Regions from separate parts of the Homo sapiens genome. Here region 1 is linked to region 2. Evidence: chromatin contacts called from ENCODE Hi-C or POLR2A ChIA-PET data. All regions are on one chromosome and are shown on one strand. Each heading gives the region's core, a stretch centred on a gene start or an enhancer-like site at or near the end of the contact. The rest is flanking DNA. Distances are from core to core; before and after follow the strand shown.

Evidence for each region. A loop is a pair of places that touch in the nucleus more often than their neighbours do. ChIA-PET counts read pairs that join two places held with the same protein, here RNA polymerase II (POLR2A). Pooled maps may share reads with other maps.
Region 1: a loop to region 2 is called in a pooled map, with 4 times the contacts of the local background. The contact joins the promoter of LINC02793 here to the enhancer-like site in region 2. A Hi-C loop is called at or near these places in 11 of 37 single-sample maps with no recorded cell type and 4 of 50 pooled maps. POLR2A ChIA-PET finds 5 or more read pairs at or near these places in 1 of 52 experiments (B cell).

The regions. Positions count from the first base shown.
Region 1 is chr1:25,037,714-25,042,973 of GRCh38, reverse strand. It overlaps LINC02793 (long intergenic non-protein coding RNA 2793), which reads right to left and starts at 1,807. Exons shown (of 3, transcript XR_947090.3): 1 at 1,596-1,807.
Region 2 is chr1:23,725,305-23,730,672 of GRCh38, reverse strand. No RefSeq gene overlaps it. Among named protein-coding and RNA genes, the nearest start is that of ELOA, 15 kb to the left of the region's middle. RefSeq lists an enhancer at 2,173-2,322. Within about 2 kb of position 3,197, at least 20 of the 41 ENCODE cell types and tissues checked have a DNase peak (open chromatin) inside an H3K27ac peak, as active enhancers do; they include B cell, where a contact is called at or near this core.

The sequences.
Region 1 (5,260 bases), core at 558-3,057, 1.3 Mb before region 2:
TGGGTCGACGCTGGCCTGCAGGTGCCCATTGGTGGGTGCAAGCAGCCTGGGGGCCATGAACAAGCCTGGGAGCAAGAGGCAGACAGGCCAGGGAGGGCTGCCATCTGCCTTCAGAGAAAAGCAACCCACCCCAGGTCCTCCTCTCTGCTGAGAGGACAAAGAGACGATAGGATGACCAGCTGTAGAGAGGAGCTAGCCTCTCTGCTGAGAGCCGCAGAGACAACAGAATAACCTGCCTGCAGAGAGAAGCCACCCCCTCTAGGGCCTCCTCTCTGCGGAGAGCTGCAGACAACAGGATGGCCAGCAGCAGAGAGAAGCAACCCTCTCTGCTGATAGCTGAACACTTGTCAGGACAACTAGCTGCAGAGAGGAGCTACCCTCTCTGCTGAGACCTCAACACTTGTTGGAACCTGCCTGCAGGAACTACACGCTCTGCTAGGAGCTGAACACTCATCGAGACACTCTGGCTGCAGAAAGGAGCTACCCATGGCAGGTCTCCTCTGAGCTGCGCTATTGCTCAGTAAAGCTCCTCTTCCTTTTGCTCACCCTCCACTTGTCTGCATACTTCATTATTCTGGATTGCAGGACAAGAACTCAGGACCTGATGAATGGCAAGGCTAAAGAGCTGTAACACAAACAGGGCTGAGATATGTCCCTTGCTCGCCATGCCACAGGCAAAGAGGAGAGAGGAGCTGCAGCCCTTCAGGGAGCTCAGGCCTGGGTGCTCCCTGAGCCAGACCTATGACTCCCTCCTTGGGTCCCTGTGGTTCCTGGCATCTCCAAGCTTCCAGGTGCCACTATGTTCCCAGTGCCAGCTGTGGATGCTGCTTGCAATGCACCTGGTCCAACCACAGACTCACAGAAAGCTGGCACTGGTGCTGGCACCTGGAGCTGCCTGCCCCACTGCAGCAGCCACACAGAGGTTTCCGGCCAGAAAAGTGACACCCCAAAGATCCCGTAGCACTAATACACCAACTCAAATTTGAAGAAGAATATTAAGAAAGCCTTGTCTTTTTAGAGACGATGGCTTATTATAAAGTGTAGTGATTCAAGGAGGATGTTCAAAAAATGGAAGAGAGAACCTCTGAACGCACCCACTTATAAATGGGCACTTCGAACGTGGAAGACGTCAGCATTTACAGAGCAACCTATTTAATAAAGAAATGGTGCTAGGCTAACTGGCTCTTCACACAGAAGAGATAAAATGCTATTCCTACCTCACACCAAACATAACGTACATTTCAGATGACCCAAAGCCCTGAATGGGAAAGAGCAAAATTTAAAATTTTTAGAAGAAAGTAATTATTCATGACATTGGGGGTACAGAAGTCTTAAAACAAAAACAAAAACAAACTAGATACAAAATTGAAATAATAAAATAAAAAATTAATAGTTAAGACTACATCTGTATTGAGCATATACTATGTATCAAGCATGATCTGCTCCACACTGCCACCAGAGCCACACATCTGACCACACCTGTGCCTGATTGAAGCCTTCTGAGCAGGGTGGTGCCCAGCCCACCAGGGGCAATGCAGGCCTACTTCTAGAGCAAAGGTTCCCACCCTCTCCTGAAGGCATCACACCCCACACACCTTCATTGCTTTCCGGCATTCCTTAAATACAACACCCTCTTTCGTGTCTCTAAGCCTTTGCACCTGCTCTTCCTTCTGCCTGGAGTGCATTCTCTTATTCACCACCTGGACAACTCCAGTGCATCCTTAAACGCCCAGCTCAGGTATCATGTCCCCAGGAAAGCATGCTGGCTTGCTGCGGGACTACTGCCTGCAGGACAACAGGCAATGTTGCAGTTCTCTCATCTCCACAAGCACTTACCTGGTGCTGTTCATTATGAAGTCTTTGCTGCTGCTTCCATTATGAGGGAGGTCCCTGGGGGTGAGGTGGGATGATGCATAACGTGATAGTTGAGTGTTGGCTCTGGAGACAGACAGTCCTGGGGAGAAATTCCAGATCTGCCATATTCTTGACAATGACCTTAAGCTTTCTGAGCATTTGTTTCTGTAGAGTGGGGCAGCAGGCCCACCTCCCAGGGGTGTTGTGAAGGTGAGATGAGATGACATGCGATGTGTTCATACCTGAGTTTGGGCTGATCTGAAAGCAGACCCTGCAACTCACACTAGGATGTGAGTTGCAGGTAGTTCATTTATGATCCCAAGGAGTACCTGTAAGGGGGTGGGGAAGAAACCAGGGAGGAATATGCATTAGCCAGCAAGTTATAGCTGTGGGCAACCGGGGCTCCATCCCACTGGGGACCCTGGGAAGACAGCGTAGAACACACCTGAGTGACCCCAGCTGAGCGGGGAGGGAGCTGAGTGTGTATTCCTCGGCTCTGTTCCAACATTGCTTGAGGGTCACTCCTAGGTGTGTGCTAACTCCCAGGACTCTGGCTTGCCCCCAACCACTGACCAGAGAACATTGTTGTGGGGCAGGGGGAGTTGCAGGTGCTGTGGTTGGAAGCTTTCCCATGGGCATGAGCCACAGGAATAACCAAGGCACGCGGGCGGCACTGCCATCTGCTGCAACCACGCATGCACCTGTGCGCAGTCACCAGAAGTTGCCCATTTGTTTTCTCATTTGTTTCCACAACCATCCTGGGAAAGGCATTCTGCCCATTTACAGATCAGGAGACTGAGGTCCAGAGAGGTTACCTAAGAAGACATTTGTTGAATAAATGAATCAATGAACAAGTGAACGCACAGACCTCTCTGAAGTGGTGAATTAAGTCAATCTGAGAAGATGAGAATCCAAGAGTCCCGATTCCCAGCTGAGGCTTGCATTCTCTCCCCTCATGCCCAGCTATCTCTGCACAGTGCTCTGCCGTCTCGAATCCCTTTCCACTCAGTAATCACTGAGCCAGTGGTGACTCCATGTTCAGGCTCAGGGGGGAAGCCCACTGGTGTAGGAGATTTGAGTTCTGGTCCTGGCTGTGTCTTCATCTGCGCTATGATGTTGGGTATGTCCTGGCCCCACTCTGGGCTCAGTTTTTCCATCTGTTAAATGGGAATGGGTGGATGTTAGATCAGCTAAGTCCCCCAGGCTGTTGGAACAGTGGGGAGGCTTTGGGTTGGGTTGCCCAGACTTGCCAGGTCTGGCATGGGAGATGGAGGGAACTGATGTGTCCCCTCTGCCCAGCATCCTGCTTGACAGGGCTGGCAGCTCAGTGGTTACAGCATCTCCTGATTTGGCCACACCTGGCTCTGAGGTCAGATTTTGGCCTGATGCAACGCTGGTGGCAGGCTTCACTCCGCAGACACACACTTCTGACGCTGGCCATGTTTGAGTCCTGACTTGGGCCTATTTGCTCTTTGACCCTGGTGATGGATGAAGTCCTGATTTGAACATAAACCGACGGCTGTCCCTTGTCACAGACTGATCCCTCAGCCAAACCATACACTGACTCCTGCCGGGGTACCCACTGACTCCTGATCCAACCACAAACCTCTGGCCCAGGCTGACTGCTGACCTTGGCCCCACGCTGACCACTGGGCAGCGGCTGGGCAGCCTGAGATTAGTCACTGGTGTTCCTCAGCCACTCTCCCCTGCTGGTGGACTTGAGATACAGCCCTTGTAAGTAGGAGAGTCCCCTTACTCTAAAGGGGACACACTGGACGAGACAGCAGGAGGCACTATTGACTGGGCCTCTCTGTCCCACCATAGCCGAGCACTGCCACCCAGGCTGGCTCTGCCTCCCCCAGGCTGGGATTCATCACCCGTGCTTGGTTCAGTAGCCTTTCTGGAGACTGCATCGTGCCCCAGTCCTTTGGGGTCCCTGAACTTTGGGGGTGCCAGAAGTGATGCATTCCATTAGAAACTAAAGAACCTTGAGTTACTCTCGGAAGAGCTCTGGTATGGAAGGCAGAAGACCGAGGCATGAATTCCAGCTATGCCACAGACTCACTGTGTGACTTTGAGCATGATCTTTCTGGGCCTCAGTTTCTCCATCTGCCCTGCCTCTTCCCTGCCAGATGTAGAAAGTGCTCCTTAACTAGGGGCATCTATGAAATGGGAACAACAGCGATTTCTAACTCAAGGTTGAATGAGATGAATCAAGGAGACAGTTGCCTCAGGGCCTTTGCACGGCTATTGTCGCTGCCTAGAATGCTCTTCCCCCAGACACCCACATGGTTCTTTCTGCTTTCTGCTTAAATGTCATCTCAGGGAACCTCCCCTGACCACACAGCTTAAAGTACTAACACCTTCCCCAAATGCCTTCTCTCCTCCTCCTAATTAATTTTTCTCCAGAAGTTATTATATGATCACTGGCACACACTGTATGCTTTTATTTTGCTTATTATCTTTCTCTCATGTCCAGAATATAAGTCTCATGAGGTCAGGAATTTTTGTCTGTTTTGTTCACTGTTGTGATCCAGCACCTAGCACACAGGTGCATAGGAGATGCTCAGTAAATATATAAATGAATGAATGAGTAAATAATCCATGTAAAGTACTTAAACTGCAGCACCCAGCACTAAGTACTTAATGCATGGTACTTGTTGTTGTGATGATTGTTGTCACCAGTGGGTGATGGCAAGGAGTTGGATCTTGTCTTTGAGACAGTGGAGCCCCACCTCCTCCTGGGAGCCTTCCAAGACTACTACCGTCCAAGCCTACCACACTCACTCAGAGCTACAGGGGTTATTGCATGGGGCAGCTGAACCAGCCGTTGACTTGAAATCAGCCAGTGTGGACTCCAATGGCAAGGTTACATCCCCTTGCTAAGCCTCAGTTTCCTCAGCTGTCAATGAAGGTGAATACAAGTACCTACCCCATAGGATGGTGTGGCCTAAAAGAAGTGGAGCATCACCAGTGCTGAGTGCAGTGCTGGTTGCATGGGGTGGCCATTGGCTGTAATTCCTGGAACTCCGGCACATGAGCTCTGTGTTCTGTTCTGGGGCCATCTTGCCTCATCCTGTGGCCTGTGAGTCCCTGGAGGGACTGGAACCTGGTGCTCTTGGTCCCTTGCTACCCCAGCAGCCTGTGGTCAGACCTGGGCCTATAAGGTGGAGATGCATCCTCATGGCAGGGGGATTGACAAAATCGAGACTGTGCATTTGCGTACTGCCAGTCACAGACACCAGGGGGCGGCCTGGCTATGTGTGCGGGGGGGTGGGGAGGGGAGGGAGGGGAATGGGGCTGGGGCATAAGGTGGGGTGGGGTGGGGTGGGGTAGGGTAGGAGGGATGGTAAGCAGGGTTAGGGGTTTGCCCTGGCTGGTAACTTTCAACGTCCCTCTTCCAGAG
Region 2 (5,368 bases), core at 1,948-4,447:
ATTTCTTGAACCCAGGAGGTGGAGGTTACAGTGAGCTGAGATTGTACCACGGCACTCCAACCTGGGGGACAGAGCAAGACTCTGTCTCAGAAAAAAAAAAAAAAGAAGAAGAAGAAGAAGAAAAGGAAGTGAGTCTCTCTGAATAAAAATTAAGTGGATCATAGTAGGTTGGTAGGAACTCAGAGAAGGTAAAAATCATGAAGGTGGATAAAAAATGACAGAAGTTAGCTGGGCATGATGGTGGCACCTGAAGGCTCAGCTACTCAGGAGGCTGAAGCAGGAGGATCCCTTGGGCCCAGGAGTTCGAGGCTGCAGTGAGCCTTGATTGCACCACTGCACTCCACCCTGGGAGAAAGAGTGAGACCCTGTCTCTAATAATAATAATAATAATAATAATAATAATAATAATAATAATAATAACAGAAGTTTGGGAAACAATATAAAGTCCAAAACTCTTAGGGTGACATATTAGCTTGAAACCACATGAAATTGATGATATCTATTTTGATATACAAAAAATGGCAGTTTCATGGCCGGGCATGATGGCTCACGCCTGTAATCCCAGCACTTTGGGAGGCTAAGGCAGGCGGATCACCTGAGGACAGGAGTTCGAGACCAGCCTGGCCAACATGGTGAAACCCTGTCTCTACTAAAAATACAAAATTAGCCAGGTGTGGTGGGTGCCTGTAATCCCAGCTACTTGGGAGGCTGAGGCAGGAGAATCGCTTGAACCTGGGAGGTGGAGGTTGCAGTGAGCTGAGATCATGCCACTGCACTTCAGCCTGGGCAACAAGAGTGAAAACTCCGTCTCGGGGAAAAAAAAAAATGGCAGTTTTAGGTCCAGCGCGGTGGCTCACACCTGTAATCCCAGCACTTTGGGAGGCTGAGGCGGGTGGGTCATCTGAGGTCAGGAGTTCATGACCAGCTTGGCCAACATGGTGAAACTCCGTCTCCATAAAAATAAAAATACAAAAATTAGCTAGGCATGATGGTGCATGCCTGTAGTCCCAGCTAGATGGGAGGCTGAGGCAGGAAAATCACTTGAACTTGGGAGGCGGAGGTTGCAGTGAGCTGAGATCATGCCACTGCACTCCAGCCTGGGTGACAGAGTGAGACTTGATCTCAAAAAAAAAAAAGCAGTTTCATATGGGTCAATATAATAGAAAGTCCTACATTTTCAGGCCCCTATGTTCCAGCAAAACCAACTGCTTGTCATTGTTGTGCACCTGCAACATTATTTGTTGCCTCTGTGCCTTTGCCCAAGCCAGTTCCTTATCTGGATACCCACACACTCTTAGGATTCAGGTGTCCCCACCTTCTGGAACCTTCCCTGTCATCTGTCCCCCAAGGCAGGTGAAGTGCTCCTCCTCAGTGCTTCCCTAATGCAGTCAGCATGGCTGTCTAAATGTTTAGGTTTGTCTACCCCACTAGCCTATGAACTCCTCTAGGGCAAGGACGATTTTTTGGTAGCTAACCAAATATGTGAGTTAATGAATATCTACAAAGAAGGGAGGCCTAACTCTGCCGGGAGAGCCACAGAAGGTTTCAGAAAGGGACCATCTGACCTAGATCTTGAAGGAGGAGGAGGAAGGAATTTGCCAGATGATAAGTGAGTGGAAGGATACTCCAGTTGAGGTGACAGCAGGTGTAAAGGGGCTGGAGTTCCAATGGAGCCTGCAGTGTTAGAGGAAATGTAAGCACGGCTTGAGAAGGGTGCATGAAGGAGAGCCAAGAGAAAAAGGCCATCTTCATAGGGGATACCCTCCCTCCTGAATCTTGGTCAAGACACCCTGAAACTGATAAACACATCCACAAATACTCCCCAGTGGGTACTGATTAAAGGGCCTGTGGGACTAGAGTGTTCTTCTACCTTGAAGACAAAAACAAAAAAACAAAAAAAAAACAAATCATCTGAGCACAGATGTAAAACCAGCCACATGGAACCACTATGTTCAAACTAGCATGACCTTCTGCAGCCCTCAAGGAACTACTCTCTAGAGAAGTCACTGTAGGCCGGGCGCGGTGACTCACGCCTGTCATCCCAGCACTTTGGGAGGCTGAGGTGGGTGGATCACCTGAGGTCAGAAGTTCGAGGCCAGCCTGGCCAACATGGTGAAACCCCGTCTCTACTAAAAATACAAAAATTAGCTGGGCGTGGTAACAGGCACCTCTAATTCCAGCTACTCGGGAAGCTGAGGCAGGATAATTACTTGAACCTGGGAGGCGGAGATTGCAGTGAGCTGAGATTGCCCCACTGCACTCTAGCCTAGGCAACAGAGCAAGACTCCATCTCAAAAAAAAAAAAAAGAAAGAAAGAAAGAAAGAAAAGAAAAAAGAATCATTGTTCCCTTAAGGCCAGCAGATTCCCCTTTCACTTCCTGGTTTGAATGGGGCAGGACACAGGCAAACCTCTAGAAAGTGTGTTTCCTCACCAAAGTGGGGAGTTGTGATTGTTGAATACGCTGATAACTAAATCAATAATACTTGTGCCAAGAACTAGAGAATAAAGAAGAAATACGCTCTTGAAATAGGAATAAAGATTCATTCAAATATTTATTGAACCCCCCCTCTGTGGCGGTACTGGGCTTGATGCTTGGCCTCCTGAGATGTGCAGACAGCCCCAAACCTAAACAAGAGTCCAGGCTAGTGGATGTGATGTTATTCAAAAGAAATATTTCACTAGGGAAGCCCTAAATCTCTCCATACCTAAAGGATGATCTGAAGACTTAAAACAAAAATTCTACTGAGGGAGAAGAAAGTTCTATAGATGTATTTTTTTTAAATGTTCAATCTCAGCAGTAATCAGGGAAATGCAAATTGCATTTTAATTTGAATTGAAACACCATTTCAAGCCCACTAAACTGATTTAGTACCTGATAGGATGACTGAGCCAGCACGCCTGAGGTGGCAGAACAGTAAACATGACCAGGTACTGAGGAGCTACAGGTACAGCAGGCGCTTAGTAAATATTTTGCTAAGTCAAGCACAGAAAGCCTAGAACATAGATAGCAAACTGGCAGCTTGTGGGCTAAATACAGCCTACCGACATGTTTTGTTTGCTCTCCCAATGTTTACAAAAATGAAATAATTGCCAAGAGTTTAAAATGAGGAGATTTCACAACTTCTCTTGAGAAACAGTAAGATCCAGCAGCTCCTGGCCCAGTCTCCATGGGGCAACACGTGGCTGCAGCTGAGAGCAACAGAGAGAGCCCTACGTCTTTCACCACATCCCCACTACAGCCCCGGCCTCCCACGCTGGGGCTGCTGCACCATCTTCCGTTCTGTCTAGCCCTAGAAGCACAGAAGTACGCTCCTCCTTGGCTAGAGATTTAATGGGATCCACTCTCAGGAAGAAAATTCAGAGACTGGTATTACCAACTCTGCAATGGAGCCAGGAACTACGGCCAGGGACAGTTTCTTCAGTGAGATACTGACATCCTATTATCCCAAATCCTTAAAACCCTACAGGGTTGATGCTATCATCAACATTGTTCATTCACAATTGGAAACTGAGGCATAAAGAAGTTAAGAAATTTGCCCAATGGGTGGCAAAACAGGAATGGAAACTCAAGAATTTCTGACTTAGCTAATATTAATTAAGCATATTAATATGCTAAGCACTTAAATGTATCACGTGAGCTAAATAATTTGATTCTCACTTCAACCCTGTGGGATAGAAACAATTACTAAGCCCATTTTACTTGTGAGGAAACTATGGCACAGAAGGTTCATGACTAGTCAAAGGCCACACAGCTAATTGGAGGCAGAACTGAGATTTGAATCCAGCAGTCTTACAACACAGCTTGAATCTCGCAAGGCAGGTGGCTGCCTGCCTCTAGTAGCTTCTGCAGAGTGAGTCCCCACTTCACCAACCCCACCAATTCCCTCTTCATGTTCACCACTGTTACCAGTTCAGTGCCTTTTTTTCAAGACAGAAGCACTGTCTATGGTGGCTTTTAATACCCCAATGGGATGCCACATACCATCCTGCAACATGCTTACCCTTCTCTTTTTTTTTTTTTTTTTTCAGACGGAGTTTCACTCTTGTTGCCCAGGCTGGAGTGCAACGGTGCAATCTCCGATCACCGCAACCTCTGCCTCCTGGGTTCAAGCAATTCTCCTGCTTCAGCATCCCGAGTAGCTGGGATTACAGGCATGCGCCACCACGCCCAGCTAATTTTTTTATTTTTAGTAGAGACGGGGTTTCTCCATATTGGTCAGGCTGGTCTTGAACTCCCGACCTCAGGTGATCCACCCACCTCGGCCTCCCAAAGTGCTGGGATTACAGGTGTGAGCCAGCGCGCCCGGCCCGCTTATCCTTCTCTTAATAATACACTGTGGAGCACCTTCCATATCAGCATGCTATTCCATTTTGTAGACTTACTGTAATTTATTTAACTTATAAATATTTAAGGCAGGGTAAGGTGGATCATTCCTATTATCCCAACACTTTGGGAGGCCAAGACGGGAGGAGCACTTGAGCCCAGGAATTTAAGACCAACCCAGGTAACAAAGCGAGCGAGACCCAGTCTCTACAAAAAAAAAAATTTTAGGCCAGGTGCGGTGGCTCACGCCTCTAATCCCAGCACTTTGGGAGGTGAAGGCAGGCGGATCACCTGAGATCAGGAGTTCAAGACCAGCCAGGCCAACATGGGGAAACCCCATCTCTACTAAAAATACAAAAATTAGCCAGGCGTGATGGCAGGTGCCTGTAATCCCAGCTACTTGGGAGGCTGAGGCGGGAGAATTGCTTGAACCTGGGAGATGGAGGCTGCAGTGAGCCGAGATCGTGCCATTCCAGCCTAGGCGACAGAGCAAGATTCCATCTCAAAATAAATAAGTAAATAAATAAATAAATAAATAAGGCAGGTGTGGTGGCTCACACCTGTAATCCCAGCACTTTGGGAGGCTGAGGCGGGTAGATCATGAGGTCAGGAGATGGAGACCAGCCTAGCCAACATGGTGAAACCCTGTCTGTACTAAAAATATAAAAATTAGCCAGGTGTGGTGGCACGTGCCTGTAGTCCCAACTACTCGGGAGGCTAAGGCAGGAGAATCACTTGAACTCAGGAGGCAGAGGCTGCAGTGAGCTGAGATCATGCCACTGCACTCCAGCCTGGGCGACAGAGCGAGACTCCGTCTCAAAATAAATAAATAAATAAATATTTATTTATGTTGTCCTCTGTTTTTTTCTTTTTCTTTTTTTTGAGATGGAGTCTCGCTCTGTCACCCAGGCTGTAGTGCAGTGGCGTGGTCTCGGCTCACTGCAAGCTCTGCCTCCCGGGTTCACGCCATTTTCCTGCTTCAGCCTCCTGAGTAGCTGGGACTACAGGCACCTGCCACCACACCTGGATAATTTTTTTTTTTT